2 separate regions of the Homo sapiens genome follow, and region 1 is linked to region 2. A link is an interaction called in ENCODE POLR2A ChIA-PET data of the cell type or tissue named here. Cell type or tissue: HepG2. All regions are shown on one strand. Region 1 overlaps WDR45B (WD repeat domain 45B). Region 2 overlaps NARF (nuclear prelamin A recognition factor).

What was found. Peaks named below come from ENCODE experiments on the same cell type or tissue, not always from the same donor. Only the 100,000 strongest peaks of a DNase experiment are listed, where the experiment ranks them.
Region 1: POLR2A ChIA-PET joins it to region 2 with 5 read pairs; 2 of 35 experiments call an interaction of 5 or more read pairs at or near these places.

The regions. Positions count from the first base shown.
Region 1 is chr17:82,634,966-82,638,965 of GRCh38, reverse strand. All of the region lies in intron 2 of WDR45B (WD repeat domain 45B), which reads left to right. Among named protein-coding and RNA genes, the nearest start is that of WDR45B, 11 kb to the left of the region's middle. In HepG2, no CTCF peak of the experiment used is centred here; a DNase peak (open chromatin) is centred at 2,189.
Region 2 is chr17:82,463,011-82,467,010 of GRCh38, reverse strand. NARF (nuclear prelamin A recognition factor) reads right to left here. Exons shown (of 11, transcript NM_012336.4): 3 at 2,581-2,724. Among named protein-coding and RNA genes, the nearest start is that of NARF, 6.3 kb to the right of the region's middle. In HepG2, no CTCF peak of the experiment used is centred here; no DNase peak of the experiment used is centred here.

The sequences.
Region 1 (4,000 bases), 170 kb before region 2:
CTGTAGTCCCAGCTACTTGGAAGGCTGAGGCAGGAGAATCACTTGAACCCAGGAGGCGGAGGTTACAGTGAGCCGAGATCGTGCCACTGCACTCCAGCCTGGTGACAGAGCGAGACTCTGTCTCAAAAAAAGTACATAAATGATGTTGTTTCACAGTGTTTTCTACTTTATGCTTTTCTGTGTTGTTTTATAGAAATGATGCATAATTTTTATAATGGGAAATAAGGTTTTCTTTAAAAATAAAACTCCACAGAAATAGGAACGAGAAACAGGGACTGCACGACATGACAGAGGCAAAAATAAAAAGGTTATTAGCCTCAAGTGCTAGAATGGTTGATTTTCACTCATTTGTATAAAGTGATTCATTTTTCAAGCATCTCTTAGTGGAATAGAAGTTATGCCAGTATTCAGACATCCCCTTTCCCCATTTTCTTTTATTAGTTTCTTGTGTTTTGCAGCAGGCTCTGTTGGGAGAGTCTGGGCCTGTCAAGATGTGGTGTAATTATATATTTTGGTTTTCACCCTGGCCGGTAACTCCCACAGACCTGGTTAGTCTTTTTGTTACAATATTGGCCCTCAGGGGAGGCCTCTGACCTTCTCCTACCCCCCTTTCACCCTAACGTGTCCTGTCTCCCCACCACCACCCCACCTTCCTTCCTTTCTTTTCTTTTTTCTTTCTTTCTTTCCTCCTCCCCCCTCCCCTCCCCTCCCCTCCCCTCCCCTCCCCTCCCCTCCTCTCCCCTCCCCTCCCTTTCCCTCCCCTCCCTTTCCCTCGCCTCCCCTCTTCTTTGACAGAATCTCTCCCAGGCTGGAGTGCAGTGGCTCCATCTTGGCTCACTGCAACCTCCACCTCATGGGTTCAAGCGATTCTCGTGCCTCAGCCTTCCAAGTAGCTGGGATTACAGGCACATGCCACCACACCTGGCTACGTTTTTTTGTTTGTTTTGTATTTTTAGTAGAGATGGGGTTTCACCACGTTGACCAGGCTGGTCTCGAACTCTTGACTTCAAGTTATTTGTCTGCCTCGGCCTCCCAGAGTGCTGGGATTACAGGCATTAACCACCACACCCCCACCCTTTCTAATTGTGGGTCTCAGGACCCTCCCCAGAGAAGGCCGTACCCTCTGCCCCTGGGAAAGGAATGCTGATATCATGAAGCTTCCATAAAATCCCAAGGAGACGGGGTTCAGAGAGCTTCACGGAAGCTTTGTGTCCTTCCCCTAATACCTTGCCCTATGCATCTCTTCATCTGTATCCTTTGTAATATTCTTTGTTATAAACTGGTAAACATAAGGAAGTGTTTCCCTGAGTTCGGTGAGCCGTGCCAGCAAATTGAACCCAAAGAAGGGGTCACGGGAACCCCAACTTGAAGCTGGTCAGTCAGAAGTTTTGAAGGTTCTAACTTGTGACTGGTGTGTGGTGCAGTCGGTCTTGGGGACTGAGCCTTCAACCTGTGGGATCTAATACTCTCTCCAGGTAGATGGTGTCAGAACTGAGTTAGAGGAAGACCAGCTGGGGTTTGCTGTGCGGTTTCTGCTTTAGTCACAGAAGTCTTCTGTGTTGGTGATTGTGTGAGAATAGAGACCATGATTAGAGGAGAGGGTTTTTCTCTGTACCACAAGGACTGGGGTGTACCTCAAGTTTTCCTCAGCTGATGTTTAGTAGGAGCCTGTTTTGTGTCCTACGCAACCTATTGCTGCAATTTTAGTTGCTGTTACAGACAAGTCCGACCGCCAGGGACCCTTAGAGATGTAGACGCTGACATCCTGGGCAGGCTTGGGCATTTCTTCTTTTTGTGGGTATAAAATGTTCCAGGAATAAATAAATGCTCAGTGCTGTGAAGTAAAACCAGCACTCAGGCAAAAGTTTAATTCTCTCAGTAAGGCAATTTACTTCTGCAGAAGGGTGCCCCTTGCATCAGTCAAGATGGCAAGAGCACAGAGAACAAAGGAGACCGGGGGTTTTTATCCTGAACGCAGTCCCTATCTCTGTGTCACTCCCCTATGGGCTGGGGTCGGACTGCACAATCTGAGCTGACCCAATAGGCTACTTGTACATATTTTTCTAAATATAGAAGGGGAGGGGGATGTGAGGTACAGAGGTGGAGCGTGTGAGACGTGCAGTTTCAGGGGAACAATGTGTACAGGTAACCAAGGGAACAGGTGTGAGTTATTGATTAGAGTTGACGGGAAGCGGGTAGGCTGTTTACAGTAACTAGGGGCAAGGAAGAACAAGAAAGTCGAGTTCGAGAACAAAGGATAAGGAAGTTAACAGGCTAAATAAACCCTTTGAAGAGAAACTCAGAAAGATTTATTGTATCTTACATTTTTCTGTAACAACGAATATCCTTTGTAATATTTCAGTACCAGCCCTTGGGATCTGGAACATAGAAAGCTCTGAATGTAACCCTGGTCTTTCTGTGGGGAGACCCTTTCCCCCTCTTCAGCTGCAGGAGGTGGGGGTCAGGTATTATGGGAGAATCTCTTTGGCGGGGTTTAGAAGTCCTCTCTAATTCCTGAAGTTTGGCTCTTACCTTTGATTACTTCTCATTCCAGGAAAGGCCTTAACTCTCCTTCTCTGCCTCTTCACTTGATTCTGAAAAATCTGTTTTTCTTTTTTTTCTTTCCATTTTTAAAACCCAGAGACCGCATAGCTAACTGTGCCTGTGACTGACTGTGTTTGTCTTCTTTTTTTTTTTTTTTTTTTGAGACGGAGTCTTGCTCTGTCACCCAGGCTGGAGTGCAGTGGCGTGATCTCGGCTCACTGCAACCTCCACCTGCCGGGTTCAAGTGATTCTCCTGCCTCAGCCTCCCGAGTAGCTGGGACTACACAGCTGGCTGATTTTTGTATTTTTATTTTTTATTTATGTATTTATTTGAGAGACGAAGTTTCACTCTTGTTGCCCAGGCTAGAGTGCAGTGACGCGATCTCGGCTCACCGCACCCTCTGCCTCCCGGGTTCAAGTGATTCTCCTGCCCCAACTTCTCGAGTAGCTGGGATTATAGGCATGCGCCACCACACCTGGCAAGTTTTGTATTTTTAGTAGAGACGGGGGTTTTCCATGTTGGTCGCGCTGGTCTTGAACTCCCGACCTGAGGGATCCACCTGCCTCGGCCTGGCCTCCCAGAGTGCTGAGATTATAGGTGTCAGCCCCTGCACCCAGCCAACATTTCTTTACTTAACCATTAGCTAGAATCACATCTTGCTAAGGGAATGACTTGTTGCTTTTAGAACTTGAAAAGACGGCTGCGCACAGTGGCTAATGCCTGTAATCCCAGCACTTTGGGAGGCCGAGGTGGGTGGATCTCCTGAGGTCAGGAGTTCGAGACCAGCCTGGCCAACATGGTGAAACGCCGTCTCTACTAAAAATACAAAAATTAGCTGGGTGTGATGGGCGCCTGTAATCCCAGCTACTTGGGAGGCTGAGGCAGGAGAATCACTTGAACCCAGGAGGTGGAGGTTGCAGTGAGCCAAGATCGCACCACTGCACTCCATCCTGGGCGACAAGAGCAAAACTCCATCTCAAAAAAAAAAAAAAAACCTGAAAAGACTTATGATATAATCAAGCATTAATAACTTTATTAATAAGCCTAAGATCATGTAGTTTATAAAAGGGCTAAACATTGTCTCTCGGTTAAATAGTGTTTGAAGAGTACATTAGTGACCTTGACATAATTCTCAGGTCACTCAGATGTGTTTCTAAAACTTACTGAACCTACATTGAGGAAATAGTTACACTTCTGACACCTGGGGCAAAGAAGGTCTTCAGTGGCAGCATTTTTTAAAAAAAAAATTATGGTAAAAAATTATGTAAAATAAAATTTACCATCTTAACCATTTTTAAGCGCATAGATCAGTAATGTTGAATATATTCACATTGTTGTTAAACGGACCTCTAGAATTTCATCTTGGGAAGCCAAAGTCTACATCCATCAATTCTGCCTCCCCTGTCTCCTAGTAACCACCGTGCTACTTTTCTGTCTCCATGAACTTGACTGCTG
Region 2 (4,000 bases):
GAAAAAAAAAAAAAAGAAGGCCAGGTACGGTGGCTTATGCCCGTAATCCCAGCACTTTGGGAGGCCAAGGCAGGTGGATCACTTGAAGCCAGGAATTCAAGACCAGCCTGGCCAACATGGTGAAGGCCGAAAAAAAAGAAACAAATGGATGCACATCTATCAATATATAAGAGAGGTAGGATAATATTTCAGGTCAACAGGGGAAGAACAGAAGATGCTGGAACAATTTGATTTTTTCAAATAGAAAAGAATGTATCTGGCCGGGTGTGGTGGCTCACGTCTGTAATCCCAGCACTTTGGGAGGCCGAGGCGAGCACATCACTTGAGGTCAGGAGTTCGAGACCAGCCTGGCCAACATGATGAAACCCCATCTCTACTAAAAATGCAAAAATTAGCTGGGCATGGTGGTGCCTGCCTGTAACTCTAGCTACTTGAGAGGCTGAGGTAGGAGAATTGCTTGAACCCAGGAAGGAGAGGTTGCAATAAGCTGAGATCACGACACTGCACCCCAGCCTGAGAGACAGTGAGAGACTCCATCTCAGAAAAGAAAAAAAAGGAAGAAGAATGTATTCACATCGCACACCGTACTAAAATATAAGTTGTAGACTGGACAAGCAGCATAAGATAAAATATAAACTGTCAATAAACATCATCTAGGGTAACCAACTTCTCTAAATAAGCAAGAAAATGCAAATGAGATACAATTCTCTATGTATCAGGGGGGAAAAAACTGAATTTGATATTGAATGTGACCAGGATGGCTGCACACAGCTGTTTGCCCCTATCACTTAGGGAAGCATAAAGTGACACAGACACTTTCAAGGGTTTTTGCAAAAACCGTTGACACCACAGAATTAAGTCTCTAGTAGTCTGCAAAGCTGTATCCACTAAGTCTGTTCAACGTAACAAAATGGCTGAAGCCATTCTGTTCCCTGAAAGGCCAAGGGTGAGCAGGTGGGGACGGGTATGCATGGCGAACCTGGCTGATGGGTGGGGGGCATCTCCTGGTTCAGACCATCCTATCCAGGCAGCCTGCTGCTTGCTAACGGAGTTCCCGTGCAAGTGCATATAAGTCAGGGTACACCCAGACACAACTAATGCTGGCAACACAGAGGACATGTGTCTCTATCTGCAATTGTGATCTAGGTCATGGGTGGTGGCTGATGCCTATAATCCTAACACTTTGGGAGGCTGAGGCTGGAGGATCGCTTGAGCACAGGAGTTCAGGACCAGCCTGGGCAACATGGCAAAACCCTGTCTCTACAAACAATACAAAAATTAGGCAGGTGTGGTAGCACGCGTCTGTAGTCCCAGCTGCTCTGGAGGCTACAGGGAGCCTCCAGAGGTGGGAGGATCACCAGAGTCTCCCCACTGAGACTCTCTCCACTGCACTCCAGCCTGGGTGAGGCCCTGTCTCACAAAGAAAAATATTGTGATCTAATTGCTGCTGGATGACTTGTCCAGAAGCCATGGGGGTGAATGGCAAACGCTGAGAAGGCTCCTTGGCTGTCCCCTATGCCACCCACTTGTGCCAGTCAGTGTTTCTTGAGGCCCCTACCTTGCTCTAGCACACTACCTACTGTGAATGGGCTCCTACACCCTGGGCAGGGTAGGATGCCGGTGCTTCCCGTGGAGGTGACAGCATGGAAACCAAGAAGTGCTTTTCAGCCTCATCTGCCTTTGTCTCTTTCTCTTTCACCTGTGATATGGTTTGGCTCTGCGTCCCCACCCAAATCTCATGTGAAACTGAAGGCTGGGCCTGGCAGGAGGTGACTGGGTCATGGGGGCGGATCTCCCACTTGCTCTTCTCATGATAGTGAGTGAGTCCTCACAAGATCTGGTTGTTTACAAGGGTGCAGCACCTCCCCCTTTACTTGCTCTCTCCTGCTGCCACGTGAAGACATGCTTGCTTCCCCTTCACCCTTCCGCCATGGTTGTTCCCTGAGGCCTCCCCAGCCATGTCTCCTGTAGATCCTGTGGAACTGTGAGTCAATTAAACCTCTCTGCTTTATAAATTAGCCAGTGTCACGTAGTTCTTTGTAGCAATGTGAGAATGGACTAATACAACCTGTCTCACGGAAAGACAAGTGGCACCTCTCGTTCTGTATAGGAGGTCTGCAGGGATGAGCTGAAGGAAGGAGCTTTGGGAATTTTTACTTCCTTGGAGTGTCTCTGCCTTGCCCCAAGCTGATCGGTCTATTAGAACATAACTCTCGTGTCCGAAAACGTGCAGCCGAGGCAGAACAGCAGGAGCTCCGGCTCTGTGCTGCCCGCATGATCACCAACACCCGTGTTACCTGACCTCACCAGGCAGAGGCCCCGCTTAAGCCACAGGAGCCTGAGGGGTGATGCCAGCCCCCCACCACTGCCTGAGCATTATTAAGGGAGCAGGAAATTGTGCGGGGATTTTGCTCTTGATGGAGAGGTTTGGAAGGTCAAAGCAGGATGTTAGCAACACCAGGAAAAGGCTGAGATGTGCATCCGATGTCCCAGCAGAGGCTTCTGTGCAGGAAGCCAGGCCTCACCTCCACTTCCTCCAGGTCAGCTCCCCAGCATCAGCAAATGCCCCGAATGCCTTACCTTGTTAAGGTTCAGAACGCGGAAGAAGTCCTTGGCATTTTGCTGGGAAAGTTGGACTCCTTCCTCTGCAGTCATACAGCTGTCACATGCCAGGCAGTCGCTCAAAAATATCTTGGCATCAGCCAACTTGTGGAATTCTCCCTTCTATGAAAGATGACGTTTCAGCATGATTATTCAACAAATACTCTTTAATGTGCTTCTTTAGAGAGGGTAACACCCATATACAGAATTCACAGTAAACATTGGAGATAATACCAGGGTCCAGGCCTGGTGCTCAAGGGGCTGGAAGCAGGACAGTCTCTGCCACTGAGCAGCTCAAGGTGGTGAAGGGACACAGGACACAGGGCCCAGCCCACAATGACACTAGGGAACCATGCAGATGACAAGGGTGGAACCCAGCCCTAGCACTGTCACGTGGTAGGAAGTAAATGACCCCTGTGTTCTGGAAGCTCACCCCACTGCTAGACCCCTTCCTCCTAGACCCCTTCCTCTTTGGTGCCTGTGATCCAGCCCTCTGACTGCTCCTCTAGCTCTGTGCCCCCTCTTACCATCCCACGGCTCCCTGAGGCCACCCACAGCCCTGGCCTCTCCCTTGAGGCTCAGAACTTTACAACTCAGTGCTGGCTCTGGGTTTGCACTCGGACATGTAACAAGATGCTTATCCTGACCTGGATGTAGAGTCACTCTTTGATCCCCTCCACCCTCTCCTTCCTGACTGGCCCTTGTGCTCCCCGACATCTGCTAAAACATAAACCACACCTCTGCTCTGCTCAGACAGCTGCCCCTCACACAGAGGGCCTGGGCAAAGCCAGTGGCCCCTGTCTGCCCGGGTCCCATCACAGCCCCCTTGGTCTCCACACGTCCAGCCCCACTGGCCCTTGCTGCTCTCGCCATCCTTCTGCATGAAGCAACCTCTAAGAGCCCCAGGCTCACCCTGGGTGGCCTTCAGCAGAGACGATGTCCAACACCTGCTAAAACAGCACCACCCCCTCACCCGTCTCTTCCCTCCCCACCCATCTGTACTTATGTTGCTGACTGCTAGCAGGAGTCTGTCCCTCCTCGCTAAAATGTAAGCTCATGAGAGCTTGAACACTGTCTTGTTCTCTTGTTCCTCAGCACTTCCAAGAGGTACTGCACACAGACAGTGCTCAATAAATAACTGGTGGATGAACATATGAATACTCTGAAGCTTACAGGAGTAATGTCAATAAATTACAGAAGCTCCTCAGGTAGTCCATGCATTCGTTTTTCTTTAAAACTTGATTTGACAGGAGACGGCTATGGATGTGCCTCCTCCTTCCACAGCGTGCTACGAACCGCAGCTCGGGTGTCACCTCTGCCTCCTGCCTACACATGACCCCATGTCTCTGTGCAGCCCACTCAACCTGGGATCTTGTTCTGCTGCAGATGGGCACTCAGG